2 separate regions of the Mus musculus genome follow, and region 2 is linked to region 1. The links are chromatin loops, found by intact Hi-C in ENCODE. Cell type or tissue: left cerebral cortex. All regions are shown on one strand. Links, peaks and the distances in the headings refer to the core of each region. The heading gives the core; the rest is flanking DNA.

Region 1 (15,885 bases), core at 2,571-10,570:
CACACACACACAGGTGTGCACATGCAGCCAGCAGCATCCATGCAAACACACAGTCATCACCTTGCCCTTACAACTGATGTTCTGTCAAGTAAGCAGGTTGGGGAGGCTTTTAAAGATAGTTCAGGTCCTGTTATTCTCTTTCTGAACCAAGATATTTTCTACTAACTACAAATACCCATATAAGATGGTCCCTCGTGCCCTTACAGTAAAAGCGTCAGGGAAGAAGTGAATTCACCAACCTACACTCAGTTCATAGGACAGTTCTGTGAAAAGCATCCAGGACTACCTAAAGGCAGGAGTCAACGGAAGAGAGGATAAGGAATGCACGGGCTCACTTCTCAGGCTCTCTCGGTGACACGAATAGCAAAGCTGGAGGCACTGTGACACACTCTGCTCACTGGTCACTTCTTACTGTGCTTTTAACTATTTCCCTTCTTGCCTCAGGGAAATGGTCCCTATGACTTATAGCAACTGGGGAAAAACAACTTGGTAAAATTCCTAAAACCTAACCTGATATAAAAAGCCTTTTTAATGACTATTTTAAAAGTATTGAAACAGGTGATTGCAGCATCTGTAAAACCTACAAACAGATTCTTAAAACCCCTTCCTATCAGGGATCAATAATACTGTCAAGTGCACCTGCTCATAATTAGACACTCGTGCCACCAAGTCTATAATTCTGACTACTTTTATGTTAATGATCAATATGAAGAATTACCTCCCTTTATTCAAAATTCATACTATATTTTTAAAAAGCCAGGATCAGGAGCTACTGGCCTAATTAAAATGGCCTGCAAGGTCCTCTCCCTTGTCCTTTTCACGCGTATGCACAGCGTGTCACCCTCACAGGACCGAGGCAGCTCGCCGACCACCTTCAAGCATGGTAACCGGATTCCATCTGAAGACTTCACACCAAGGCGCACGTCTTTAGTGAAGTGGAATTGGCCAGGGCCTCCATCTGAGGGGTAGTATTTACACACTGCTCGGGTTCGCTGCAAGCGCTCTGCGTGGCCAAGGCCAATCACCGTGCGTCCCAGAGCTGCTGTGATGAATGAGGCAGAAAGCAGGGAAGGGCGGGAGGGCCGGGAAAGCAGGACAGCTGCAGCATATGGAGGGCCAGCACCACAGGCTCCTGGATGGTGGCCTCCACAGCCAAAGTCACACTCCATGCTTTACTGAGGAGCCAACAGATGCCCAAGTTCTGTTCAATGGGCTGTGCCAAGGAGGTTGCTTCGCTGGGTTCTCGGCTCCCCAGGAACGCTCACTGAAGCTGATGGCTGCAGAGCAAAGAGTGCGGGAAAATGGATCTGAAATACAAACTCATTTAGCAGAATTTTCAACTACACAATGTGGAAATATGCTTAGAAGATGAAACACAGGATAGTATTAAAACGTCTTATTTGACAACAGCAACAGCACTGAGGATCTAAGGACAAAAGAGGATTTACTGAGGATTTTACCACAACAGAGTGAACTCCCAGGGGTTTAAGACTGAATATCTAGGCCTGCCATCCAGGGTAAGGATCATGTTCTATAGATCTGTAGTAAGCCAGGGCATTCGACTCTGTTAGCAACAGATCCAGCAGCTGATGGTGCAGCCGGTCAAGAACAATATGAGCTGTGTAAGAACTCCATGCAGAGAAGGAGGCGGGATGTGAATGTGGTGTCTAAGCCCAGGGTGATACTAAGAAATTCTATTTCTGGAATAAGATGAACTGTATTGCTTTAACAACTCTTTTTACCAGAAAAATAAAATTGAGCTTTGAAACAGGTAAGCCTAACTGCCGGGGCCACAGACAACTCACACTTGGAGGACTTGAGGAGTAACTGTAGTGTTGGGTCACCCCAGGGGACCAGCGAGACGCTGTGGACCTTTGGTTTTAGTACCTGGTGGCATCAGAGAAAACTCAAGTCTCCGTAAGAGGTGAAACTGGTTAGGAGGCTCTTGTGTACAGTCACGTTGGAGCTGCACACGTATCGAAAGGAGAAACTGGAACAAGGACCGCTCTTCTCCCAGGATGCGACACAAGTAAGCTCTGGTGCCCGAGAAGCCGACATACGCCTTCTTGGTAATCCCCAAGTGTGCCAGGCTAAGGATTTTATTCAAAGAGGTGTTCTTTCCCACAAAACCTAGAACCGGCAAACTAATCTAAACAACAGGACTGCAGCAATCATTTCCTGGGTGCCTGGGTGTGGAGCAGAAAGGAGCAAGTGTATTAAAGGACTAGAGACAACTGCCTTTGGAGGTGACAGGACTATGATGTATACGGTCATGTGTAGCTCCACAGTTGTCAAAACTTATTAAACTATATGCTTTAGGTATGGCTTAATTTTATGTAAATACTGCAACAAAGTTCAAAGGAAAGGGAAGACAGGACAGAACAGGAAATAAAGACAGGCATAGAGCTGCAGGTCTACATTCCTAGCACCGGGGACCTGAAGCAACGAGAACACAAGTTTGACACTAGCCTATGATGCAGGTCATGAGCTTGTCTCAAAAAGCAAGCGAGCAATAAGTTAAAAAAGAAGGTTAGATGTGAGAACTAGTGACCTGAATATCAGGCAGAAATTAAATTACCCAGAATGCAAGAAAAGAAATGTGAGAAGGATGACACTAAGAGACATGGAGAATAGAATAATTTCTGAAAGAAACTTAATTTACAAAAAAGTAGACCAAGAGAATGAGGTGAGCTGACAGGTAATGGGAAACCAGCGCATGCGCGCTTGCGTGTGTACACACACACACACACACACACACACACTCACACAAGGCCTGTGAATGTGTGTGGAGACCACAGTTCAGCCCTGGTTTCGTTCAGTTCCTCAGTCACTGTGCCAACTACAGTGATCTGGCTCTCAGTGACACCCAGGGGTCTGTGTGTTTCCACCTCCCCAGTGTTGGCATTCCAGGTGTGCACCATCACCTGGCTTTAAACAAACAAACAAAAAGATGTATTTTATTTTCTGTGTCACGTTTTACCTGCATGGAACCTCCTGGTGAATGCTAGGAACCAAACCCACCAGCAAGAGGAGCCAGTGCTCCTAGGCAGAGTCACCTCTCCAGCCCCACTGCCTGCCCCCACCCTCCCCCATCCTGCGTCCTCATTGGGTGCTGGGGATCAACCTCTCTTTCCAGCCCGGCCCTATCCCCGCCCACTCCGCCATCTGGCCTCACCTGGTGCTGGGTATCAACTCAGGTCCTTGAGTTTTCTCAGCAAGTGCTTTACCACACCAGCTGTCTCCTGAGAGCTTTTCAGAATTAATAATAAAAGACTGTCTTTTAAACACGTGTCCCACAAACAACGTTAGATTCTGTGTCACTGAGAAACTGGAGAATGGGATCCTCTTACAAACAGTGAGGAGGAAAATCAGGGGCTCCTTACAAAGGGGAACAAAACCAACACCATCCAAACAGCAGGAGGGCTTTTGTCTGTTTTGTTTTGAGCAGTAGCTTTGGAAGGCAGATACAGACTGAGATGAGCAAATGAGGGGCTGGAGAGATGGCTCAGTGGTTAAGAGTACTGACTGCTCTTTCAACCGTCCTCAGTTCAAATCCCAGCAACCACATGGTGGTTCACAACCATCTGTAAAGGGAACGGATGCCCTCTTCTGGTGGGTCTGAAATCAGCTACAGTGTACTCAAATGCATAAAGTAAATCTTAAAGAAAAGAAAAGAACACTAGCAGCAGGCCTTTACACTTAGAAAGGGAACACAGCAGAGACATTTGAAACAAGTAACACAAACTGTATTTATTACAGCTGATGCTCAGAATTGACTTGATGCTCAGAATTCTTGAGAAGAATTGAGAGTAGATAAAGGGGCTGAGATAGCAGCTTAAATCCGGTGTTTTGAAGGATGAAACTTTAGTATTGGACAACAGCACAGTATATCACTTATCCTTTGTGTGCCTGTGCGTGTGTGCGCGTGCCTGTGTGTATACTATTCTAAAGGATAAAGTGGTGAGCATTAGAATTTGTTAAATAATTACCTTAGAGGGTGTAGGATGATAATCTTAAAAAATGGAAACCGAGGCTATAACTTTCAGACCAGCGGCATGGGGGAAATGTAGCTGAGTGAGGGAAGGGGACTGGGAGTCTCGCCTGCCTGCGTGTCACGGGTCACGTCAATGAGCAGCTTTCTTTTATCACATGCTTCACCACAGTTCCAGAAACACACTTTCCCTGTCAAATAAGATGGATGCTCTGGGGCCTAGAGCAGGATGGAGCTGGGACTCATAAACTCACTCACCGGGCAGAGGATTTAGATAAACTCAAGGCTGTCTCAGCAGGAAGTGTGCACCCATCATAGGCACATGCTGCTCAGGAAAGGCTCTCACCATACCTGAAGGAATGAAGTTCCCAAGCTGCAGCTTAGAGTCCTCCAGCCTGCAGTCCACACCTCCTGCTCCCCCAGCCTGCAGTCCACACCTCCTACTCCCCAGCCTGCAGTCCACACCTCCTGCTCCCCAGCCTGCAGTCCACACCTCCTGCTCCCCAGCCTGCAGTCCACACCTCCTGCTCCCCCAGCCTGCAGTCCACACCTCCTGCTCACCAGCCTGCAGTCCACACCTCCTGCTCCCCAGCCTGCAGTCCACACCTCCTGCTCCCCAGCCTGCAGTCCACACCTCCTGCTCCCCCAGCCTGCAGTCCACACCTCCTGCTCCCCAGCCTGCAGTCCACACCTCCTACTCCCCCAGCCTGCAGTCCACACCTCCTGCTCCTGCTCTGTGGAAAATGACGGCTCAGCTAGGCCAGCATAAAACTCACACTGCAGCACTCCACTTTGAACACAGGCTAGAAACGCTCATTTGCCTTCTGGATGGACTCTGCAGTGTTCTCCCACCCCAGGGCCTGGAGAGACCAGTTAGGTAGAGATGGCTGCAGTATAAATTCTCCTCTGTGTTTGCGCACAGGCAGAAGGCTGAGACAGAGATGAAGGGAGGGAATCCAGGCCTTGAGCTCTCCACCCCAAAGCTGCTGTTTTCTGAACTGTGACCTTGAGTTTGCTCCCGCAGCCCTCTCCTCCACTCCGCTCCATGCTGTAACGTAGCATCTCCCTAAGCCATAAAGTAACAAGCAGCAAAATCAAATCCCCAGAAACCATTCATTGGCTCTCTAGAGCGTCAGGGACTAAATCTGCAGTAACTATGGAAAAGGACAGCAGTTGGCCCATGAAAGGAATGACATACTGACCTCCCTAGATCTGTAGGAAAAACTATGAGATTCCGGGCTGTATTGTCTCCAGAGTTGGGTTGTGTGGACCTCCTAACAATACTGACTCTTCCAACCCATGGCAAACAAAAATAAAAGCAACAACATTAACAACAGCAAAAAACAAGGGATAAGACTAACCACAAACAAATTGATCAAAAATAAGTCCAGCTAGACCATCTATCATGGTAAAAACCATATTAATAACAACAAGCAAAACAAGCCCTGAGCCGGGCATGGTGGCGCACGCCTTTAATCCCAGCACTTGGGAGGCAGAGGCAGGCGGATTTCTAAGTTGGAGGCCAGCCTGCTCTACAAAGTGAGTTCCAGGACAGCCAGGGCTATACAGAGAAACCCTGTCTCGAAAAACAAAAAACAAAACAAAAACAAAATAATCATCAAATTATTTTTTACAGCTAGGACAGATGGAAAACCAGACACATCCAGTACCAGCAGAAAGACGAAACCTGCAAATCAAGAGTGTGAGATGCTCTACAAAAGGTGTCTGCTCGAGTGTGACATGTGAGTGTGACATGCAAGTCCTCTGTAAGTGAAGAAAACATATTTAAGACATGACAAAATGTGAACATGCAATGTTTAAGGATGGCATTATAGCTTACTTTAAAAATTGCCATCTTTTGGAGGTCCATATCAAAATTGCTATAAAATGATTGGATGATAGACTGACTTAAAAAGCAGTCTGATGGAGGGGTATAGGCTATAGATGAAATCGAACTAATAACTGTTGAATCTGCTTTACCCCCATGTTTATACCCAAAAAAAAAATTTATTAAAGAGTCAAAAGAAAGTACAACTGTATTTGTGTGATTCGGTTGGGTCCTTGTTCGATTAGAGCATTAAAAATATGAGCATTAGATTTAGAGCATTAAAAATATGTGTATAAGAAATACCAGAAACCCGGCAGGCGTGGTGGTGCACACACTCAATCCCAGCGCTTGGGAGGCAGAGGTAGGTGGATCTCTGAGCTCAAGGCCCTCCTGACTAGCAATGGTTACAAGGTGTGACCTGGTCTCAAAAAACAAAAATGGCAGAAGCTGGTTATTTCATATATTTATGCGACTACTTTATATATAACAATGGCTTTAAAAACATCTTATCTTTTTGAAATATACAACACACAGAGAGAGAGAGAGAGAGAGCTTCAAAACAGTCCAAAGGATTAGGAAGAGGAGCAGACATAAGCTGATAACAGCTGAAAGCAGATGGCGGGTGCTGGGGTTCTTTACAGCAGTCTCTACTTTCCTGCTTTACACTTTCTCGTGTAAAGTGCTAAAGTGCTTTTATGAAGCAGCCTCTGGTGTTGCAAATCAGAATTTCGGCTGTCTGAAGAAAGCTAGGCACATCCCGGTCTCCAACGCGTTTAGAATGCTCCAGCTCCTATGCAGGTGTGCTAACTTTCTGGTAACTCACTGCATATGATCTGTGCATCTTTTTGAACGCACAAAAGCAATGCAACAAGTAGCTTTCAAGAAAATAGGGGGTAGCATTTTAATGTTCAAGGACTCTAGGCACCCTTGAAACAGCCCTCCCCAGGGACGGCGGGCGGAACCAAGGACGCCACACCCGCAGCGGCACCAATGGGGACCACAGGAGCAAATGCCTCATATCGGCCCTCCTCCTTCCTCCAATCAGCGAACCCGACCCAAGCACCTCACGGCCCTCCCAGCGCGATGTCCAATCACGACGCTCCACATGAGCGCACATTTCCCGATAGGCCTGCGCCCCAGCGCAGATGGAAGGGTGTTTCTCGCAAGGACCACACTGCCATCTACTGTCCGACCCACGGAAATGCAGCCACAGGAACACCTGGAGCAGTCAGCAGTCTCCCTGCTCAGAATCAGAGCTCAACCCTTACCAACGCAGTCATGCCATACACAAAAATGTGCATCTATGAAACAGAGGCGGTAGCAGTTACTTCCTGTTACACAATGGAAAAGTTCCGGGCAGTCTGAATTCCAAACTTTACTTCACATCAAACATACACAGGGACATACACAAGGGACCCAGGGACTCATTCACTCTGCATATTTCTAGGATGAATGTTTAGGAACTAGAGCAGACATCACCCATCCCTGATTTATAGCTATAGACATGGACAGCGACAGCTGAAAGTGGTAGCATTGGGACACACACCCAGATGCAGAATTCATATCGTGCTACTCAGGGAAGGCACGAGAGGAGACAGAGTAGGAAACCAGTTCTCACTGGAGGCAGAGGGGCAGCAATGACTCGATGTGTTCAGTAAATGGTTAATTTACTCAAGCATTGGTCTTAACAGAGAAGAGACAATAGGCTCCCCATGATATTTACCAGTCACAGATTATCATCATATTCTTTGGTGTCTTAGTCAGGGTTTCTATTCCTGCATAAACATCATGACCAAGAAGCACTTGGGGAAGAAAGGGTTTATTCAGCTTATACTTCCATACTGTTGTTCATCACCAAGGAAGTCAGGACTGGAACTCAAGCAGGACAGAAAGCAGGAGCTGATGCTGAGGCCATGGAGGAATGTTCTTTACTGGCTTGCTTCCCCTGGCTTGCTCAACCTGCTCTCTTATAGAACCAAGGCTACCAGCCCAGAGATGGTCCCACCCACAAGGGGCCTTTCCCCCTCGATCACTAATTGAGAAAATGTACAGTTGGATCTCATGGAGGCATTTCCTCAACTGAAGCTCCTTTCTCTGTGATAACTCCAGCTGTGTCAAGTTGACACGTACATTTGACAATGTGTTTATTCGTGTAACCAGGGCAAAGACCTCTAGACTTGTGTCCATGTAAATAATCTAACTATACCTCCACACCTAGGAAAATTTTTAACAATAAACTTTCCCAGAATGCATCCTTCCTTTATGTATATGTTCACAGCACTATGGGTAATTCACGTATGGCACATGAGAACAATCTTTGCTATATTACTATTGGATTGTCCTAGCACATGGCTTCTAAGGGGAGAATAACAGAATTTGAAGGGCATCTTTACGTATGTGTAGATTATCTGTGACTCTCACCTATGACTGGATAACTGGCACTTTCTGATAGAAGGCAGAGAAGTTGTATCACATGCAATGCTGTGACTCCCGACAGAACCCTGCCTCTGTGGAACCAAGCTCTAACCACGGGATGGAGAGCACAGCAAGGCCAGGGAAAGCTCCATGCAGATGAAGGGGGCTCAGAGGTGCTGGGTAAGAGTCAAGAGCATCTAACATCCGGCTCCTGTTTCTACTCCCACTCAGTGACCACTAAAAGGAACAAGAGTTCCCAAGGAGGGCTGAGTCCAGGCTAGGGAGCTACTAAGCCTAGAACACACTGTTAAGTGAGAAAGCAAGCAAATGGTGAGAAAGAGAACATGGAAAATAACTGGAAGCATTTATATTAGCCAGGCAGCCTGGGATGCTGGACTCCAAATAATGACAGCAATGAGCCAGTGGGAAAAAAATCCCACCAATCAACAAATGTCAACATAATGTATGATCACAGATAAAAGGAAACGAGGTCTGCTGCCTAAGGGGAACGGTGGTGCCAACTAGTAAGTATGAAGGGGTGGTGGAGGTGGAGAATCACCGCTCTGCAATCTTTACAGCACAGACTGCCTCGGGCCAGAAGCACAGATGGAAAAAAAAAAATCTAAGGGGAAACTTGAGAAGCAGCAGGAAATCGTGGCTATGTTAAAGGTCTCCCTACTGGTCAAGAAAACCGGCCAGTGCTGCAGCTGAGAACTGAGATGCATGTGCCTGGGAGATCAGAGCTGACATGCAGAGTGGAGACAGAGGCGCCAGCTGTGTCCGCATCAGATACCCAGGCAGGGTCATGTCATCACAGGGCAGTCTGATGGGGAGGCAAAACTGGAATCAAATCATAAAGTGTGATGGTTTGTATATGCTTAGGCAAGGGAGTGGCACTATTAGAAAGTATGTCCCTGTTGGAGTAGGTGTGTCACTGTGGGTATGGGCTTTAATACTCTAGTTCTAGCTACCTGGAAGGGAGCCTTCCACTAGCAGCCTTCAAATGAAGATGTAGAAGTCTCAGCTCCTCCTGCACCATGCCTGCCTGGATGCAGCCATGCTCCTGCCTTGATGATAATAGACTGAACCTCTGAACCTGTAAGCCAGCTCCAATTAAATGTCCTTATAAGAGTTGCCTTGGACATGGTGTCTGTTCATAGCAGTAAAACCCTAACTAAGACATAAACAAAGGTAAGAAAGTCATAAGAAATAAAAAAAGATAAGGCATACTTTCAAAATAAGAAGACTTGATTTAAGGGCAACATGATCCTGGAATCATCCTGTATTAGGGGAGGAAAAAATTGGATAAGGGACATTTTGAAGTCAAGTAACAAAAAGCATATGAAGAAAAGTATTAATGAATAAACTCAATAAATGTGCTATGGTAGATGACATGCATGCATACTGATGAATTTAAGACAGTTAAAAATAGCATTTGTGTTCTCCTCTTGTTCTCTTGTTCTCTCCTCTTGCCCTCTTCCCTTCTCTCCCTCCACATGTTCCTCTGTCTCTCTGTCTCTCTCTCTCAACTCCCCATGCCCCACATAAACTATTCTATACTAAAAAAACCACAAAAAAAAAATCCAGCATATGCACACCTCTCTGATAGGGACAGAATAGATTACACACACACACACACACACCCCAGAATGAGAAAACAAAAACAAATATATCAAAATGAAAACAAAAGTGAATATGGGCAAGAGCAGAGAAGTTGAAGATGACTCCCAGGGGCTAGGGTATGAGTCAGCGTGTCAGAACACCTGCTGCTCAGGCGTGAAAGCCTGAGCCTGAGTCCCAGCACCCAGAACAGAAGTCCGGAACGGTTGTGTGCAGGCCTCTCATGCCACTCCTGAGGGGTTGAGGTGGGAAGCTTGCGTGGGTTTGTAGGCGGTCAGCTCATCTCCAAGTTCAGTGAGAGACATTTTTACTACTTTAAAAACAGTTTCTAATTAATGATACTAATTTCATTTTAACACACAAATAGAAAATACTTCTTGCATACTTAAAAATAAGCAGGATTTTTTTTCATTAATGCATTCTTTAATGAAAATTGACTGAAAACAGACCTTTGAGTTACTCAGACCTTTACCAAAATCTTGTTGAGTTTTAAAATAAAAATGTCACTCAGGTATACTTGGGATGTCTGATTTCGCCAGTATAGTACATGTGTGCCCGTGCCCATTGTCCTGTGGGCCAGTGGCAGTGCATGGAAAATGAAAGGGTGTAGTGACTTCCAAATCCTCAGTGATGCTAAATACTTCATTATATTTCAAAATACTCCAATACACCACATTACTTCAGTTTTGTTTCTTTTTTTATAACTATATAAATTTTAAAGTATTATGCTTAGTAAAGTATATTAGCTTTGAATCTAATCTGCAGACACTATAAAGTGTTGGATTTAAAGGCTGTGCTAACCCTTAAAAGCGAGAGTCAGACTAAGTTCCCTGTGGAGGGCTTCATCACTCCCCTTCAGAACCTGCCCAGCTCTGCTTTGGCTGAGCCTGGCCACACACACGTTCCAGAGCTGCTGTAGACACACACACACACACACACACACACACACACACACACACACACACACACACATTCCATAGCTGCTGTACACACATGCACTCCTGGCCACACACACGTTCCAGAGCTGCTGTACACACACACACACACACACACACACACACACACACACATTCCAGAGCTGCTGTACACACACACACACACACACACACACACACACACACACACACACACACACATTCCAGAGCTGCTGTACACACATGCACTCCAGAGCTGCTGACCAGCTCTACAACTCACATTCTCAAAGGAGACCATGATCACTCTGAAGCATCCTAAAGGTAGCTAGCTGCAACTATCAGCTACATCCTACTTTTCTAGAACACTCCATCACAGAGGACTGCTTTGTTCTTATCTAACACAAGCACAGAGAAATTGTCAACAGTGGCACATGGGGGGGTGTGTGTGCGTGGATATGTTGGGTCAGCACAGGGATTCCTGTGCACAGCACTAGTGTCTCACTGTCCATCGCCCATCTATTCACTCCGCAGTGTCGGGACAGTGCTTACACATTTGGAAATGTGCTTGTGGGGTCAGTGACTTACTTCTTTTAGGCCTTGGTAATTTATACAGGGAAGGCTGCTTGCTACCTGTGAACTATGAAACAAGGAACAAGGGAAACAAAAGGTTCTCTGAGCTTACTGCTGGGAAGACACTCAGCATCTTTCCATGGCTTCCATGAGATTGCAAATTTGCTTCCACACCTGTCACCTGGCAATGATACTGTAAACCAGAGGCAAGCTGCATGGAAACTACAGTGCAGTGAACAAAAAGCAAGAAGGAACTGTTTACACAGCCTCAGCAGTGCAACCATCACGGCAGACAACACAGTTTCCAGAACGCAGGGGCAGCAAAGATGACCCCCCCCATGTGTGGGCATTACTCCTTTTAAATGCACTTCTGTGAGCAGCGCCACCATAGAGGTCTCTCATGACATGCATGCGTCATGTGAGCGTATGACTCCAGGTCTGTGGAGTGACCGCTAACAACGGTGTATGGCAGGACCTACCCAGATGGTATTCCTCCTTCTCTCTGGCTTCCCACTGGTGGCTGTCCACGTACGCTGCAGAAAGCAGGCATCTTTTACCTGAGGGAAAGACAATCAGCTCAGCAGGCGTGTTTCACAGATCTTCTTTACTGAACACAACTTCTGTTGTATTTGCAACTACCAGCTTGTGCATTTTTAAAATTCAACGTGATACTCTAACGACTGCTGCAGAGTTCACAGCAAGCACGGAAAAGCCTGAAAAGCTCTGCCCCAGTTTTCCAGGCGGGCAAGCTGGTTCTTCTCAGCTTCTGATGTGAAAGCTGAAAGCCATTTGTACGATTGCCAGCTCTTCAGAGTCCTAAAGTCCTTCTTAGATCCCAAACAGCCTCTCAATCTATGCTAGGCTATTAACTGGATGAGTTACAGTTATCAATCCTGAAAATATTTCCATTTGACTTGGATTAGAATATTTATCAGTACTTTGCATAAAGCAAAGAGGTATTTGTTTGCTTGTTTGTTTGTAAACAGGGTTTTTCTGTATAGTTTTGGCTGTCCTGGTCACTCTGTAGACCAGGCTGGCCTCAAACTCAGAAATCCGCCTGCCTCTGCCTCCCAAGTGCTGGGATTAAAGGCGTGCGCCACCACTGGCCGGCAAGCAAAGAGTTTATACCAAGACTTGGTATATCATTGTAATGAAACACTATTTAGCGATTTAAAAATAAGAATCCTGGGCTGGAGAGATGACTCAGTAGTTAAGAGCACTGACTGCTCTTCCGAAGGCCCTGAGTTCAATTCCCAGCAACCACATAGTGGCTCACAACCATCTGTAATGGAATCTGATGCCCTCTTCTGGTGTGTCTGAAGACAGCTACAGTGTACTCACATACATAGATAAATAAACCTTTAAAAAAAAAAGAATCCTGAAAACATTATGGTAAGTGAAAGATACCAGCCTCAAATTATGTCCCACTTAAAAGAAGCATTAGAATAGGGGAATCTAAAGAAAGGAAGCAGGTCACATGTCACCTAGAACTGGGGACGGGGGCTGAGGGAGTAAGAGTGACTAGCAACAAGAGATATAGAGTGTGATAAAAACATCCTGAGTTGGTTGGAAAGATGCTTGCACAATGCTGAAAGTCACACAACTGTGTACTTCAGTGAGTGAGTTGTACTGCATGTGAAGAGAAGGAACTCTAAAATAAAAGGCAGCTACCCAGAGATCATAACAGATCACACAAGGATTACAACCTGAGTTTTATGTCAGTGAAGAGTGACTGCGGATGACACCTAACTTTGATTTCTAGCCTCTACATACATGCATTCATAAAAGCACGATGCAAGCATGCATTCACACACGCACACACACACACACACACACATCTTTCTATGATGCTTTGTGCGTGTCATAAAGTCATAAAGAGCAAAGGTTTCTCCATCACTGCATACAAGCTGAGGTTCTAATAACGTCACAACCAAAGAATTTCTACAGCCAGGGGCAAAAGATGAAAGGAGATGGACACAAAGTGGAAGATCTAGATCAGACTCTCAAACTTTTTATGCATATGAGTCTCATTAAAATGCAGATAGTTTCTCTGTAGGCCCAGATTGCAGAGAGATTCTACTTATCCGACAAGTAACCCAGTAACAACATTCAAAGTGCTCAAAACACATCTGAATGAGTAAGAGTCTTCAGACTCACAGGCTTAGGTCTGGGCCTTGCCAGTCCCCCTCTGCACGTGCCATTCAAAATGTCTCCAAGCATTTTGTTTGTTTGTTTTGTTTTTAAAATAAGAAAATAATGTGATTGTGAAAATAGACAAGCTTTAGCAGCACAATTTAACTTTTAGCCCTTGTGGTGCCAATAATAAATGCTATGAAGATTGGGCAGATCATACACCTCTGTATCTTTTTCATCATACACAAAATGAGGGATACCACCTATCAGCAGGGTGGTTAAGGCTCACTAATGCCTGTCTACGAATTATGGTACCCAGTAAGTTTCCTTCCCCTGTCCTTTTCACATACCTGTTGTTGCTCTATCTCAGTTCATTTTTCTTCTATCTTTTTGATCATTTGGGCTGTATTCTTTCATCCTATTTTAAGTAGACTATGTAGAAGTCTTAAAGTGTTGCATATACTGACTCATCTGTCATGAATTTGTACAAGCTGAGTACTTGAATTAGGGTATTTATACACTGATGTACTTATATTGCCTTCCTATAGCCTCCATCTGTGGTCTAATGCAGTGTCCAAAAAACTTCTGTAGAAATAAAAATGTTACATTTTAAATTGTCCAAGACAAAAGACATCAGCTACATGGATGTACTGACCACATAAAACACTAACTGCCGTGAAGAAACTTAGTTTTTAATCTTATTTATCTTCAACTTAAATTTAAATAGCTACAAGTACTAGCAACTACCAAGTTGGGATAGCTTCAGAGTATAAACTGCCAAAGTAAAGGTTCTCTCAAGTTGCTCTGTGTAGTTTCCATTCCTTTGTTACAATAGTTGCCCCAGCCATTATAAGCAACCAACTTACTCTCCTGTATCTACTAGTGTGGGTCTTATGAAACTTCAAAGAATTTACTACCAATCACAATTAAATATGCCAAATAGCTCTACAAAGCACTCTTAGTGCCAAATATTGTTCGTATCAATTTGTCAAATGTGTGATATGAAGTGTTCTTGCCAGGTAGTTCAAACACTTTATCTTTAGAAAACTCTTGAGGACAACTGTGGAGTTTTTAAATGGCTGTACACTTACAGGAGTGAGAGCAAGTGAGCATTGCTTCTCTTTTTGTGACTGGTGTTAAGGGAGTCTGATTGAAAACAAGCAGCATTGCAAACATCCAAGTGTGGTTAGTTCATTTTACTTCTGTTATCTGGCACATCTTCAAGGATTACGAGATTGTAAGCACTACAAACTCGGGTTTTGCAAAAACTTCAAAACGTATTTTCACCATTAGGTACCCTAAAAAGGCTTTGAGTGATTATGTGATTCAACTCAAGCCATCAAATCGCTCTGCTTGTTTACCTACTGGTGGAAAAAAAAAAAAAAAAAGAAATGTCAGGCAGAAGTTGTGGCCAAGGTCACCAGGTAAAGTGAGGCTAGTGTTGAAAAATTCTTTCAGGAGATGAAGACCAAGGGTTCGGGTCATCAAGTACAAGGCAGTGAGGGAAAACTTTTGCCTGATGACCCTCCAAAGAAATCTCAGGGGAAGAAAACTGTTCTAGCCCACGGAGTGAACATATTTGGGTTTTTCATGATCACCAAGAAGTCTACTAATTTAATACATTAAACTTGCAAGACATACGCAGAACCTCATGCTACAGCCTTCCCCTACTTTTCAAAAGTTTGGAATGGCGGGTACTAGCCTTAAAGAAGAGGGATTATTTTTCCTTTCTGGGTTACCAATACCCTAAACGGCTTCTCTAGCAACCGGATCCCAGACGCACTTATGCGCTTCCTGGAAGCCCATCACCCCCTTCCTTCAATAAACAGCGTGCTGGGAGGCCTAAATGGAGCTGCAGCTCCAAGGCAGCAGCCACCAACCTGCGAGGCAAAGGCGAGACGCGTCTAGTCGCCGAGCCAGGAGCATCCCACACCGCACCATGGGAGCCGCCATCTTGGAGCGCACCAAGTGGAAGGCGGGCGTGGGGGGACAGGCACAGAGCCCGCCTCCGCCGGAAGTGGTCCTACCACCTCAGAGGTCCCCCCTGCCCGGGTCCCGCAGATGGTGCAGCCCGGCCCGGAACAACATGGCTACAGTGTTTCGGCCCCTGGAACGCCTGCGGGTGCCGCGTCCTTCGCTGCATCCCGGGGTGACGGGCTCAGGCTCCGCCTGCTGCCGCTGCACTCTCGGAGGTACGAGCGGCCGCACGCCTGGAAGGAGGGAGGGTGGAAGAGAAGGGAGCGTGAGCCCACCGCGGCCTCTCTTTTTGGAGGAGGCTCGTGCGCCCTTTCCCTTTTGCTGCACGCGTGAGCAGCCCGGTTTGCTTCCGGACTGTGAACCCCTCTGCTCTGTGCCTGGAAAGCAAAGGGCAGCTAGGGACTGCACTTGCAAAGGTCCAAGTTGCTCTTCGAGAA
Region 2 (15,885 bases), core at 4,085-12,084, 140 kb before region 1:
CCCTTCTCTCTTCAACCACAAGTGACAGTAGTGTCTGCCAATTTTCAGAGACTCACATTTCCTGTGGTTTACTGCCTTAGTCAGCTGAATTAGTAGTACAACTCTAGCGTATTTACATTAGTTCTCTCGCCACTAGCTACTAGATCACGTTCACGGAAGCCTTCTTCTGTCTGTGATTGAATCTGAAAGGTGTACATGGGCGGTTCTGCTTGAGAACCTGTGCCTTCCCCGTAGAGGATGAAAGATGAGCAAACCGCAGGCAAGCATCTTTAGGTCTGTGCTGAGAGACTGCTAAAAATATCCTTTCCGGAGATTGGCTCAGGTTAGAGAGTTGACACCGATATTTTACGTTTCAGTCAGGCGAGTCTTTCCCTTCCTTTCACGTTAGTGAGTTAAGGTCTCCTGTCTAACATTTGCCTGCAGAGCTGTAAGAGAAAGAAAGAAAGAAAGAAAAAAAAAAAAAAACCTCAACCATAACCCTAGGCTTTGTCATATTTCTGTGTCTATTCCTGGACAGCTAGCCATCGCGTAGATTATGACTTAGTTGTGTATGCCTAGAGTGAATCCACTGCTCTACAATGGAGAGTCATGGATGCAGTTTTCAGCCTTGCTCTCAGCCTTTCTTTAAGCAACAAAGCACATACACGCATCGTCCCTTTGCGTTCCAGGGACTGATGATGTGTCACTCAGGGAACCTGTGACCACAGGTTAGGCAAGTCTCTGTCCTGCTGCTTCCTCTGACCTATGTACATAGTCAGGGGAGGGCCCCTGTCAACGTGCCCACAAGGTTCCTTTATCCTTTGTCATTACGTCATTGTCCAAGGTGACAGGAGGAACTCAGTCGTTAAAATGACGAGCCTTATTTTCATGAAATAACCAGGCTCACTGAGGTAAATGGTGCCTGCCTGGGAAAGAGTTATTTTATTGCAAACCCCTAGCTTCCATCGGCCTTCCCTCTCGAGCCTGCCTAGCCTGCTTGCAGGGAGGGCAGCCTGCTTGCCCTCCCTTGGCCATATTTGCCCCTGTCCTATTGTCCCCTTCAGACTGATGGGTCCAGATCACAGCACAGAGCCTGCCATTGTCAAAACAGCCCAAAGTCACACTGGACTCGGAGTCCTGTGGTGTCTGTGGCACGAGGCTTTTGATACCTGTAAGATCTGCATGCCTCTTGGCTTTCAAGTGTCAGGGGTTCTTTATATTCACAGCCTAGCACACTAGGCAAGTTCCCTCCTTTGACACAGGTGTGGCCAACGTAAAGGAAAAAAACACACACACATCACCGTGTCATTTCTGTGTTCGGGTGCCTTCATCCCCCAGGGAGTTAATGACAGCTTGTTCACACCACCTAGAAATAACTATTCATCTCACTTCTCTTTTGAAAAAAAAAAAAAAAAAACCTGAGTAGAAAGGATGTTTTAGTCTGCCGACAGTAATGGCTCTCAAGCCGTTCCTAATGGGCACTGTGGAACTACTCCATGCAGACTAGCGTAGGCAAGACCGTGGCAGGAAGTGGTCTGCCTGGGCTCAGGGGCCGTGTTAGGGAATGCCAATAACTGGCCATTAAGTGCAGCTAAGTGCAGTCTGGAGCAGCTGCTGTCACTGCTCAGCAAGGAGACATCACAGGCGGCCTCCGTGCATTTTTCTTCTTTTTGGGGGACTAAAGTGCCTGTGATTTTACTCGGGGTCTAAAAACACACAACAGTAGTGAACCATCATGCCCGCAGTCCCACACTTGCTTCCGGCCACCATTTGGGTCTTTGTGGTCCATGTCCAGCATTTGTAGCAATGTGCTAGGGAGACTGGCAGATGAGGGAACAGATGAAACACAAACGGAGAGATTGCTTCTTGAATTTCAGGCACTTGGTATTGTGTACCTATTAATAAGCAAAGAGGGGTGAAGGGAACTGTGGGGGAAGATATGCCCGCTGTTCATGATCTAGATGGGAAAAGATATCATTCATTCCTTTAAAACTCACTGTTATTTTACAAAGAAAGCACTTCCTTAGTCTACAAATTGTGTGTTTGTGTGTCTGTGTCTGCATGTGTATGTGTGTGAGAGAGAGAGAGAGGCAGACAGACACAGAGACTGACATAGAAGAGCTTTTTATTCTCTATTCCTCAAGACCGGGAGTGAAATGAAAACCCTAACAAGCTCTATGTTTTGATTGTTCCAACCCGTGGTGACAAAGGTTGCCCAGGTACCAGCACTCCGCCCCCAGCAGCAACCCAAGACTAATTAAACGCTACTGCGGCAACGATCAAGTATCTCCAAACATCATACCCCAGGGCTCTCGCTGGCTTTGTTTTCTCACTGCAGTCTGAGGGTGATAGCTATTGTGTGAAGTCATATTTCCTTGGTCCTGGAGACATGTGGGAAAGTGAAGAGTACTTCCCCCAGGGACACACCTTAAACATGAGCTGCAGGGCCTGGGCAGCTAACACAAACAAGACAAAAATAATGTGACTTTAATAAACTCTTCCAGGGCTTAGAAGGAGTGAGACAAATGCTCTCAGAAAATAAGATGAGACAGTCAGTATAGGATTTCAGAAGAAGTATGTGATTCAAAGCAAGGATTGAAAGCCCAGAGAGTGTACCACACCTCAGTTTGAAAGATTCAAACGGTTGCTGCTAACCGTTGCCACAGGATTTGGAAGGACTGAGGTAAAACCAACACCTTAAGGACTGCCCTTATTGTCTGCCCTTTGCTCTTAAGCCAGTCTTTCCTTAATAAAATGGGATTTCAGCCGTCGTGAAAACAGTCACTGCCGAGTGTCTGGCCCAAATGCATAGATTCCTGGGGAAGCCTCTCGAGGCTAGTGTAGGATGGAGTAGCTAAGTGCTCAGCACACCACACCTGGCCCTGAGCCCCCGCCTCACAGTGTTGCCTTTGGGTTCCTGAAATTCAGCCCCAAATACCACATCTGGCCAAAATAAAACAAAAACTGAGAGAAAGGATCAACGATGGGCTATGTCCTGCTGCCTAGGTGAATGATGCTGATAGGTGAACAGCTCTGCAGCCCCCTGGTGGAGTCTTCACAGGTTTTAAGCTTTCGGCTGGGAGACCACACTTGCAAAAGATCAGTGCAAGCTGCCAGTTAACTGCACTAGACAGATGCACTGCATGCCTGCTCAGATGAAGGAGTGACTGTTCTTCAGCTAGAATTCCAAGTATCTTCTCAGTGCAAAATTCAGATGGTGCAGTTCAGGAGGAAAACTCTGTGTGTGTGTGTGTGTGTGTGTGTGTGTGTGTGTGTGTGTGTGTGTGTGTATGACGGGGTGGGGGGTAGGGAAATATCCCCTGGAACTGAAGTTAAGTAGACAGTTATGAGCTGTCATGTGAGTTCTGGGAACTGAACCTGGGTCCCTTGGAAGAGCAGCTAATGAATGCTTTTAACCTCTGAGCCATCTTTTCAGCCCCTTAACATATTTGAAACACTAGGATTGAAAGGTCTATGAAAGAAACTTTATTTAAAAACTCTGCCTGTCCCACCTACTAGGACTGTCAATCAGGAAACAGTCACAGCTCAGAGCATTGACTTCTCAGGACAGGGGCTCTTAGCCCTTGCCTTTTCCTCTCTCTCCCTGTAGAAACTGTGAGCCAGACCAACTTAATTGTATTTGCACAACAGCAGACACCTGTGTGGAAAGTATTTCAAGACTCAGATCGGTGGGTGTTTCTATCTACACAATGCCAAATAGGAAATAATGTCATTGTCTTTTCCCATTTAAATAAGAACGTGCATGCTGGCATGTGGTCCTGCTTTACGCCTCAGACTAAGTACTTATGCACAAGTTTTGGAAGAAGGCCGAAGGATTACAGCCTATAAATTCGGGGATTCAGTGTGGTTTGAGTGTGTTAAAAGTCCCAGGCACATCGTTTGTTGCACATAATTGAGAATAGCCTGCATTTTAATGAGCATGATCAGCTATGCATATCTTGTCATGTGAACCATCAATTAGCACGGCATAATTTAACAAGTCAGTACGTGCAGATATAAATACCCTTGGGGAGCTATGATCAAATCAGATTATTACCAACAATGTGTGTGCAGGTGATCGTTACCAGAGAGCCGGGGTTATCCAGATGGAAAAGTGATTTTTATGGTAATATGGCTTGTGATTGGCTATTGCCATCTGAGGCCGTATTCACTCACTCATTATCTATCTATCTATCTATCTATCTATCTATCTATCTATCTATCTATCTATCCATCCATCCATCCATCCATCTATCTATCTATCTATCTATCTATCTATCTATCTATTCATTTATCTATTCATTTTTGTTTTTTGAGACAGGGTTTCCCTGTTATTTCCTGGCTGTCCTAGAACTCCCCCTGTAGACCAGGCTGGCCTTAAACTCTGAGATTTGCCTGCCTCTGCTTCTGTGTATGCCAATGCTGCCTGACTTACATATGAGGCCTGTAAGGCAATGGCTCAATTTTTCCCAAGTCTAATTTGATTTTTTTTCCTAAAGGCTTACTTTAATGTATGTATCCAACCCTATATGACATTATTGTGTGTTTACACAAAACCCTTATAGAGCATGCTGAAACTTGAAAGAAAAATGTATGTATGTAATAGTGCTATTAGTGATAATGTATGTTGACAACAGTATGGTGGTCAGTCACTCAAGGTTCTGTTGATAACTTTTTGAGGGGTTATTCTTCTCCAAGTTTTACAAATTCAGTGATACAGTCCTTTTGTTTTGTTTTGTTTTGTTTTGTTTTGTTTTGTTTTAGGCAAATACGTCAGAATTCACTTAGACTCCCTGAATCAATTAAGATATTTGTAGTAAATATGGGTTTGGAAATGTATTCTTCCTTCTTCTTTCCAGAGTGATGTCTTTAAAGATAGCAGAGAGGAGACAGAATGAGATGCCTTCCTCTTTCTCTTTTTTAGTTCACCCTTTAAGCAAGTATTGTCATTTACTAGATGCACAGGCAGCATCACTGAAGGGGTCACAGAGCCCCAGCCACACCCTCCTCCTCTCTGAAAGTGTAATGTAAAGTGTAGTTGATTTCTTCACCCCACAATCCTTTAAGAAGCCACTAAACACAAAATCCAGTCAAGATTTAGAGCAGTGGCTCTCAGCCTTCCTAATGCTAAGAGCCTTTAATACATTTTCCCTCATGTTGTAGTGACCCCCCCCCAACTATAAAGGCATTTTCACTGCTACTCCATAACTGTGATTTTGCTACTGTTATAAATCATAACACAAATATTCGATATGCAGGATATCTTGTAGCAACCCCTGTGAAAGATTGTTTGACCCGAGAGGGGCCGCGACCCACAGGTTGAGAACCCCTGATCTAAAACGCATGGAAAGTGAAATTGTTTTTAAAAGCTTGTTGCCCAAAATATCTTAAAAGTTTACATTTTGGAGCCACTTATATTTCCACTTATATTCATAATGTGTGTGGGGGGGTGGGGGGTGTATCACTTCACTTTTAAATTACAGTTGTACACTACTATAGGAGCATAAGCAATTGAGGTTGCATAAACTCCTAATAGATCTGGGAAACACTGTTTTTTTAAGGGATGCCATAACATCACAGGGAAACGTGACATGCCCCCGGCCACGCTGATGAAAACCCCTCTACATTGTTACCTGTACGAAAGTGTAGCACATGCTACGGTGATAGTACATCGTGGTTGATAAGGATAACCAGCTATCACTGATCAACGTGGTTGCTAAAATACGCTTCTCATTGTGACTCAGAATATACTCTAGGAGAAAAAAAGTTTTCTATGTGCAAACAGTAACAGAGCCCCCCTCATTTGACTGTCGCTTGGTTTTGCATTGGGCCTTCACACATATCATTCATTCACACACAACCTCCATGTTGTCTGCTTCTCTCTTGCTTTCATATTTCCACTTCATTTTTTAAAATAGTGTGTCTCCCTACTCTCCAATCACAGTCATGTTTTTTACAAACCATGTTGGTTTGGGTTATTTTTAGGCAGGAGGTCAGTGTTTTGTTTTTTAAATAAGCCTTACATCACGGTTGGTTATGCTATTATGTCCTGTCTGCTTTTTGTTTTCTTGTTTTATACATAGAACAGAGATTATTTTGTGCCTTTGGAATATCATTCCAGTGTATAAATACAAATGAAATAATGTGTCAAATTAGCTCACTCCATGGGGTCATCTAGAAATAGGCTTCTCTCCGTAGACATTCTGCTGCTGGCAACCTAAGCAAACTTCATACGGCAAATGGATTCTCTATGCCTGGTAAACAGACTCCTCGCAAATTTGAAATTAGTTAGCAACAAAAACAACAGAAGTTCCGATTTACAATTCAGGAAGAAAAAAAATAAAGGAAATAAACAAAAACATACTTTGAGTAAGTAAAAGCAAGACCTTAAATTAATCACGGAGCAGATTTCAGAACGGAACCTTCCAGGAGTCTAACTTTCTGATCCTACTCCTTTTCCTTGTGAGAAACCACAGAGACAAAGAGGCTTTAAGTTAAAGAGCCTTAGAGGGTAATGCCAGGACCTAGGCAGACAAGGTCAAGATGGTGAGTCATGAGAAATCACTGGCTCAAGAAACTAGAACCACTTTACAGAGTGAAAAATAAGCCATGTTAGACAAATGAAAACGTGCAGTCATTGCTTACATTATTAGCACTTTTTTTTGTTGTTATAGATTTCCTTTTAGCATGAAGGTGTTGGATATTTATTTACAAACTATCAACTTTCAGAGACTTGACAAAAACAAACAACCAATTTCTGAGAGAGATAGAGCCCTCCACAGGTGGGCCTGGGATGGACAACCTGGGCTTGAATCACCTCTGCTGATTAGATGTGTGCTCTTATGGATAAATTCTTGAACTTCAGTGTTTTCTAAACTTTATCTCAAAGATCCTTTTACACTTAATATCCTGCTATTTTTTTTTGATAACATCAACTCATAGTAAAAAAAAAAGTCACTAATATATTTGGTAAAGTGCTTTATATACAAAGGTAGTCATAACTGTTAACTGTGAACATAGCCGATGGGTCAAGCCAAGATGTGTTTGTATGAAGTTCTTGGGCATTCAGAGTAGAGCAGGAGAACTTACTGGGATGAATCAAAATGTAACTCTTCACACTCACCTGCTCACTGTCCCTAATGGGCATCGCTTGTCTGTGGAGTCTGGGGCTCTGTCATATATGAGGGCTAATAACGATGTGATATATTAGTTAATTAATTAATTAATTAGCTAATTAATTAATTAATAAACAGACGTTTGTTCCCACACACTCTCCTGTGGTTGGAACTAACTGTCCATCAAGATTCAGAGGCGGGCTGGTGAGATAGCTCAGTGGGTAAGAGCACCTGACTGCTCTTCCAAAGGTCCGGAGTTCAAATCCCAGCAACCACATGGTGGCTCACAATGATCCGTAACGAGGTCTGACGGCCCTCTTCTGGTGTGTCTGAAGATTGCTACAGTGTACTTACATATAATAAATAAATAAATCTTAAAAAAAAAAAGATTCAGGGGCACTTCTCAGTCACACAAGTATGTGCCTCCAACTGCTAAGGAGGAGAGGAGAGTGTAGCGCCATCTAGCATATGACAGAGGAACAGGTCCTCCAAGGATAACAAGGGAAGGGCCTTCACGGGTGAAATTCAGCAAAAGTCTTTTTCTTTTGTGCTTAAGAAGGATGATGGTCGCTACTTATATTTCCTAAGTTAGCAGTCTGCACTGCCTCGTTGTAGAGGATGCAGGGTTGTTTTTGGTTTTGTTGTAGACTTTGTGAGGATCACCGGAAGCTTACGATCCTCTATGGCTTAGGAAATAGGAAGCGGGAAATGGAAATTATTTAAGATCTTTCTATAAAGATGGTAAATGTTAAATGTATGAATATTTTTCAGAAGACTTTACACTATTCTGTTGAGATATAAGAAAAAAGGCTAGAGGCTGACACGAGTTTTCACTGACCACCTAGAGACTCGTGATTAGTGACAATTGGTTGGTGGCATCAGTAACTCCAGGGACCAGAGAAAGAAACCAGCGCGTTTAAACATAGGGGCGTCAGAACTCAGGGGTTGGTTGTAACTGTTACTGAGGTTCTGCAGTAATGGAACCACAGCACTCAGAGAGGTCCTCAGAGGCTCAGCATCCTCCTGCCTGCCTTTGTTTACTGGATTCATAGGAAGTGAGGGTGCTCCAGCGTCCGCCAGGCTGGTTATCTCTACCGTTTGCTTTTCATAGGTCATCGTGATGCCGCTTGCTTGCATGGTGGCTCACTCAACTTTGGGTGGCTCTCTATCGTTTCATAGAGGACATGTCTAAATTAATTTTGGGGATACCATTATTTTCCAGAAGTCTGCTTTGTTCCTTTAAGAAAGCCTTATAATTTTTTTTTTAAGATATAATTTTCCACTGACTCTCAGGCCAGAGTACTCATTTTATCATGTGCTGTAGAGCTTTTTTAAAGGTCCCATTTTGAGTTCTGTTTGTTTTCTCCCTGGAAATGTTCTTCTAGGCTCAGCATGTGTCAACAGGCAAGGTTGCATAGGTTCTCCTTCGGGAATCTCACGATCCCTCTTGAGTCCCACCCAATGCCGCCTCCCCTTACAGGGACATTTCCTAAACTCTATCCAGTCCAGGTTGCCAACCACAGAGGCCTCATCCAGACTCGGCTCTCTTTGGTTCTTAAGAGGAGGAAGGCTCAAGAAATGAGACCGGTTTCCCCCAAAGTGTGTCTTGCAGCCTAGAATTATGGACAGGTGTAAAGGACTGAGTTCGAGCCTCTCCAGCCTTCCTGAGTCTGACTGAACAGGTAAAGGGGGAGTGCAGAACAGTTAGGGCTGGACCACACAGGTTCAAATGCAAGCTCCATGTTATACGTCAATGCTCTGTGCCTCAGTTTCCTTACTGAAGACCCTGTTCTACACACAGTGGATTTATGAGTATTCGGGAGCTACATGCTATGTGAAGGGTGGAGATAGTGAGGCCGTATTAAATGATGTTATTAATACGCTGCTTTCTTCCTTGGGTGAAACATGCTAAAATGGATACTTTGATTGCGTTCTATGCATCTCTTCTCCCGTGAGGCTTCCCCCTCGACGTACCTTTTTGCATGACACCGGTTTACTTTAAATCACCATGGCCATGTTTGTTGTCATTAGTAGTGATGGTTCTATGTCTTTTCATGAGTTCTTCAAAGACTCGTGAATTTGGAACAGAGCATCTTCTTGTCTGTCTCCATGCCAACCCACTTCTTTAACTCAGCCCAAGTTGAAGCAGTCATTGTATGGCAGAATCTCTGTTTGCGGAAATCTGCCATTCAAAGCTGTCAGCATGTTACAGTCTTTGAGATGATTCAAAAGCCGTATTTTTCTAGAGGGAGTTGCGTTCTTATTTTCATTCATTTCATTTATTTTCGTGTATTTAAGAGTCCCCCGGTAAGGTTGACTTGCTCCATGGTAATTAGCAGAATATCCTCTTACTGTTTGTCTTGCTCTTTGGTGTGAGCCTTACTGAGCTGACCTTTACCTTACAGGGCTCCTCTCCCCTTAACTCCTCCAGGGCTGTGACATCACATTGAACTCTGCCATCGTGTCCCTTCCCTAAGTAATATGCAGTTACTTTGAACTATAAACCAATATTTCACCAAGAATGCTATCTTCTGTTTTTCAGGTTTTCAGATACATGTTCTTAAAAAGGGAAATATCTGTAGTGGTGAGGAGAGCTTTCGTCCCTTTAGGGGAATGCTAACAAGTGTCAGGAAAGCTGAGACCTCTGCTGCATCCTGACTGTTCAAACTTAGCATACCGTTGGCCACTCTGTGCAGTGATGTGTAGAGCCACTCATATAAGTGGTTGTGTTGAGCTTCTAATTTTCTCACAATATTAGCTCCAAGTTCCCTGGAGCCAAGTTTTTCTTTTCTTTTCTCTTCTTTTTTTTCTTTCTTTTTTTTTTAAACTTCTCTTCGTCTAGTCAAAGTCTTTCCCACCTTGAGACCAATTGAAATTCCTGTCTTCCCAATGGTACAGTTTAAACAGCAATCCCTTCCTATAGCCTCGACACCTACCAAAAGAAGCCGCACATCAATTCTTCATGTCACTCTAGGAGTGGCTATGCATGAATTGCTTGAAAATGCATAAATTGGACAAGGCATATTAGACTGTTTGAGTCTGCCACCATGGTAGCCCACCGGCTTCTTTAATCCTGTCTAATGGAGGCAGGCAGTCTGTAAATGCCATGGTTAGAGAATGTGCTAGCTACTGTCTTATCATTTTTGATACATCTCAAAAACCTGTGTTTTAAAAAGGGAACTTAGGTTATTTAACATTCAAAATGCTGATGATATTAGTTGCCTTCATGTAAATCAGTGCATCATCCATATGCCAGGCGCTGTGTGGATATCTTGTGCTATGAGTGTATGGTGTAGCAGTGCTTTTAAAATGCTCTTCTCTGTCTGTGCTTGTGAGGTTTTTTTATGTGTTCATGTTGTCTTTTGGGACACTGCAGTTCAATGGGCCTCGATAGGGGGGAAATGCAGTTTCACTTCACTGGTCTCTAGGAGATGTTTTTGCATCAGAAAATGAAGGCTGGCCAGTGTAGTCCTTTGATTTCTGCTCCTTTTGGTATTGCCACAGCAAGACCCCCTCAAGTGCATTACTGAGCCCCATTATATTCACTCCCCCTCCCCCCACAAGGCCTGGTGAGAAGGGCTTGCCTGTAGCTCCCATCCACCTCCCTGATCCTGCATATTAAACCCTGTAATTATAGCAGACATTACATTGTCTCCTGTCCACACCCACCCTCCTCCCTATAGGATGATGTCATTGCATGTCAAACAGGGGATTAGCATGAGGAGAGAAATTCTACTGCCTTTTTTTTTTCCCACTAAGAAGAATTTGGTTCTGATAAATTTTCCTACGAATAACTGCTGTCTTACTTCATAGGAGAAGTTTTTAAAAGGAGAGGAAAAACCTTGATAGCACAGAAACACACACACACACACACACACACACACACACACACACACTGGCCGCATGAACAGAGATAGGCGCTGCTGGCCGCATCTGCAGCTCTGTCTATCACTTAGTGGCCGAGCAGGGACACAAAGCAAGCCTGGGAAATCGCCCCCTTGCCTTACAAAAGCAGGGGCGCATCAGTCTTCTCAGAGCCCACAGTGGCCCTGTCCCTGCTGCAGAAAATGGCCCTGGAAAAAAAGCAACAGCAACAACAACAACAACAAGGTCCAGCCAGGGTGGTTGCTGGGTAGAAAGGGGATGCAGGCAGCTGGTCCCATCCGTCTTCAAAATGTTTGTTTTTTCATGATGGCGGGGATGGAGGATGTTCAAGTCCAATTTGTTGTGTTTCAGGCTAGAGCTCTTGTCTTCCCAGATGGAAAAATAAGTTAAGGTGCAAGATGGAAGCCGGGTGTCATAGAGTTTCTGAGCCCGGATTGGAGTTTAACAACCTTTTTCAATTCTTCCAACAAATGTAAACATCGACTTGGATATAGAGAAGAAAAAAAAACAATAATTCTAAAAAATAAGGAAATCCTTTTCTGTATAGGCAGGGCGAGTTGTTTTCATGTTTGAAGCAATCTGAGAGCTCTAAGTTGGAAGAGTTAGTGTAGGCCCAAGTGCAGCCTGGCTTAGCTGTGGGACCCTGGGCACCTCAGAGCCTCGACCTGCTCACCTGTGCAATGGCATTGACTAACTAGCCTCAGCAGCCACACCTCACAGGGGAAGTCTGGCAAGTATCAGAGGTCGTTTCCACAACCTAAAATCAGTTCAGATAGCAGGCTAGAGTTCTGAGAATAAGACACTACCCTAAAGGACAAAGCCTCTCTCCCTATTTCTGTCAGGCTTTCACAGAACCAGACAAGGACACTGCCTCCAACCTGTCTAGCCCCTTTTCTTGTGGAGGAGACACGGGGACTGTGAGCTCCAGAGCCACCTGCATTAGAGATCCTTTGAAACTGTTGGGCTGGCGGATGTTAGTTGTTTGGAAATTGGAGTGTTTAAAACCTTTTGCAGTGCACTTGGGCCGCTGAGACCCTCCTTAGAATTTAGTTTCTTTGGGTCCAGACCGTATTTTCTTGTCAGGGATGATATTGCATACATATACCTCATCTTTCCATCCTATTCTTGCTCTGCCTGGGAGGGTGGTGGCTGAGTTGCTTTTTTTTTTTCCTCCTTTTTGGGGGCATTAGGGGGGTGGAGGTTTCAAACAGGGTTTCTCTGTTTAGCCCTGGATGTCCCTTTGTAGACCAAGCTAGCCTCGAACTCACAGAGATAAGCCTGCCTCCCAAGTGCTGGGGTCAAAGGCGCGCACCACCAAGCCTGGCCTTTTGTTTGCTCTTCAGATCTTTTTCCCAAGCGGGGCTTTTAGGTGAGTGGTGCTTGAGGAGTAAGATTCTGAAGGCTAGTAATTTGACCAACAGTCGTCAATTGCAGTTCTGGGTTGGCTACGTGGTTGGAAGGACCCTGGGATGTGTTTGAGGGTTCTAGAAATACTATACTGTCAAGGCCACCTGTCACATTGCCCCTGTGTAGAGTGGGAAGAAGGGAGATGTCATGGCCACGTGCTGTCTCTGGATTCTGCTCCATGCAGAGTGGGGGCTTCACCAAAGCTGACTTCAGACATGGGCTCTCATCCTCAGTTTCTCCAGAACTTTCTTCTTCATTGGTGGGATGCTGCCTCCACTCCAATTGTCTGCCAATACGCCTTGGGTCACTTGGAATGTGGATAGCTCTCCTACCTTGTCATCATGGGAAGGCTGTTACAGAAGGGTTGTCAGTACTTGTTCTGGAGAGCTGAAATTACTGTCTGGAGATGGCCACATCCTCCTCTCCCAGGTTGCTGTAGGGACATCAGGGTCATCTTCCCCATTACCCCACTTGTGGCCCCGCTACACTCTCAACATGGCTGTCATCTGACTTATCCGTGGCTTGGGTTTCTGGGATAAGGTTGAATCTGCCTGCTAGGACCTCCTTGCCCGGATGCTGGGGAGCGATAAGTCACCTTGGTTGCTTTTCACGGTCATTTCACCATTACCGTCTGCCAGACCCTGCTCTGAGCCAACCTGGCTGAACTTTGTTCCGTTTTTTTTTTCAGTTGCTGGCCAGATGCTCTTCTGCATCAGGGTGCGTCCAGGCTTGGTTCTCTGTTGTTACTTTTTGCCTCTGGGATATCGACTTGCCATGTTGCCCTGGCTAGCCTTGCTCTCCCTATGTCTGTCTCTACCTTCAGAGGGCTGAGATTATAGATGAGTATGATCACATAAGGTTCTTCACATATCCCCAGACACCCATTCATTTTTTAAAAAATAAACTATGATCTTAATTTATTGTTCTCATTTAGTTCAAGCTAACAAACCCAACAGGGAAAATCTTGTCTGGAAGTTGCTATCCCATCCCCCACCTACCTACCAAACCTACCTACCCAAACCCAACCAAACAAAATCAGCTCTTTCCAGTGTTAAGGGATCCATACATACAGGAGGCACTGAGTTACCCTCTCAAGCACCCGCATTAGTTTTATTGTTAGAAACCTACGTACCTGGCTCAGAGTGTTCGCATTTGCTCATTTCTGGTTGTAGAAAGGTTCAGGTTTGCACATCCTCTGCTGCCTGAGGATAGAGCTACCTCCCTGCCCTTGTGCTCCTGGCACTAAGTTGACCAGATTCTTGCAATAGCTTGCATTTGGTTTACATCAGATCTCCCAAGGGCTGAGGAATGATTCACAGCCCCCAAAGATCAGCTCAGCACACTCCCAAGTGCAGCTTCCTATAAAGAGAGTGGCTACTCAACTGCTGTCTGTCCGAACAGGCCAGTGATGGCTCTGGTGCTTGGCTATGGACCTGCATGCATTGGAGCATGATCAGTGACCATTGGTCCAGTTACTGTATTCACCTGATGTTTCTGCATTATCTTGGAAAACACTACTTCTCCTAGATCTGCTCCCAGAGGAGTTGGAGCCAGTCAACATGAGTCACAGCTACTGTTTTACATGAGCCCCAAGTTAAGTCGCATTTCCTGGTTGAATTCCATGAAACCCTATGATCATCAGCTGGTGAGACCCATCTTCACCAGAATTTGCCCTAGCTTCTCCTTAACTACCCGAAAGCATTGGCTTTAATCTCATTTGGAGGTGTTTCTAAAAAAAAATACATACTGAAGTCACCTTTATTCATGTATCTTATTACAAAATTCAAAATTTGAATTACTATGATTCTTTAAACAGGGCTCACATACCTATCTGTGATCAATATTCACTCCAGAAGTATGATTAGGAATTAGAACTCAACACTCCTTTGGGTTTGGCTGAAACCTCTTCTCTCTCTTACCCAACTTAAATAGCTCTGATATTTGAATGTGATTGAAAATCTGTAGTCAAAAAGCCTCTAGTCAGCTGTTCATCTTTGGTATCTAGTATTAAAATCACCGGCGTGGGAAAAGCACTAATACACGTACTACCTTGGCCTTATGAGTAGTTGCCAACTCTTCTGCTGTTTACCAGCAGATGGCATGACTTAAGGCATATCGCCATGCAACTGAAAGTGGTTCTCAAGGTATTTGCCTCGAATTTCATAGTAAAAAATTCAATTTCCCTGTTTTATAGAGAGCTCTTACAAATATCTAAATAAAGCCTTAAAGATGGGCATATGCTATGAACATTCAGTTTACACACACACACACAAAACCTATTGGTAGAGAGAGACATATTACACCATTATGAACCTCTGAAAACCACAGAACCTCTGTAGATGAAGCAATAGGAGTGATACGAGAAGGTGCAGCCTTGCCCGCCATCCACATGGCTTTGAAAATCGTTCCGCACAGTGTTGGCGAAGAGCGCAGGCCAAGTTCTTCCCGTTCTCCTACTGGATACAGATGACCTTTCTGACACAGGAATTTCAGTAAAATCCAGGTAGTAAAAGTGCATAAGCGTTTTGACGTAACAGATCCATACCAGCCATTGAGCCTATGGAAAGAAACAGAGATGTGCATATAGTCAGGTAAACATGGCTTGCTGTCGTATTACTTATATGTTTGAAAAACTCAGGGAAACCCCTGAGATTCTCCACAGTAGTGAGTGGTTTAGTTAACGATGACTACGCGAGAGGATGCAGTGCTCAGCCCACATTGCAAACCACGCATCAGTACACACATGGTGGCTGAGAGGAAAAAAGAATCATGAAGGTCGTTACAGTTTGGTCCTAATGTAGTAGTAGTCAAAACAATGCTTGTCTTTACAAAAATGCACCAGACTTTAATGTGGGTTTCCATCTGGATATTTGCACCTATATTTTCTCTATACTTTTACGTTTTGCGCAGTAGTCGGCTGTTACTTTACAATCAAGAAAAGCCGTAAGCATTTCTTAAAAATGATACGCCTAGCATTTGAGACGGGAGTCACTCCCCACTTTGTCTCATGGAAATGAGATTCAGTAGTGAGCGCTGTGTCCAGGGGAAAGTCGAGCACATTTGAGTCAGAGGTTTGAAAAGCTCTTCAGACCCTAACCTCAGAAACCTCAGACGTATGTAATGATACAGCACTAAAAGCCGAGATGTCAGCCTGAGTTAAGGAGGTTCGAGTAGATTCGTAAAACAGCAATGAGAGAGGAAAAAAAAACAAACAAACAAACCAGGCTCTGCGATCTTGGGGTTGGGCAGCCTCTTTACTGAATCTGTGTCAAAGTAGATGGTGTTGGGCCTGCTCTGGCTGCCTGTAGGTACATTTTGTGTTTGATGTTGGGCATATCACCAGACTCTCTGTACTATCAGTATTGGATGATTATTTTTGTTTGGACTTTGGCATTTTGGTACTGTTTCTACCCCTGCACAGTGAGGTGTGATTCTGAAGATGACTGGCCAGTGCAGAGGCAAAGGGAGCCTGCTTCTCCATCCCACTCTTGGATCCAGT

Evidence for each region. A loop is a pair of places that touch in the nucleus more often than their neighbours do. Peaks named below come from ENCODE experiments on the same cell type or tissue, not always from the same donor. Only the 100,000 strongest peaks of a DNase experiment are listed, where the experiment ranks them.
Region 2: a loop joins it to region 1, with 2.7 times the contacts of the local background. A loop is called at or near these places in 3 of 42 quality-filtered maps.

Annotation. Positions count from the first base shown.
Region 1 is chr13:99,344,342-99,360,226 of GRCm38, reverse strand. Mrps27 (mitochondrial ribosomal protein S27) reads right to left here and starts at 15,441. Exons shown (of 11, transcript NM_173757.3): 1 at 15,352-15,441; 2 at 11,818-11,895. The coding sequence starts at 15,424. Ptcd2 (pentatricopeptide repeat domain 2) reads left to right here and starts at 15,549. Exons shown (of 10, transcript NM_026873.2): 1 at 15,549-15,663. The coding sequence starts at 15,558. In left cerebral cortex, for the core only: CTCF peaks have their summits at 3,609 (motif pointing left) and 7,007 (motif pointing left); DNase peaks (open chromatin) are centred at 3,591, 4,329, 4,726 and 6,901; H3K4me3 peaks cover 547 bases; H3K27ac peaks cover 1,272 bases.
Region 2 is chr13:99,487,970-99,503,854 of GRCm38, reverse strand. All of the region lies in intron 2 of Map1b (microtubule-associated protein 1B), which reads left to right. Among named protein-coding and RNA genes, the nearest start is that of Map1b, 21 kb to the left of the region's middle. In left cerebral cortex, for the core only: CTCF peaks have their summits at 7,565 and 10,457; a DNase peak (open chromatin) is centred at 7,493.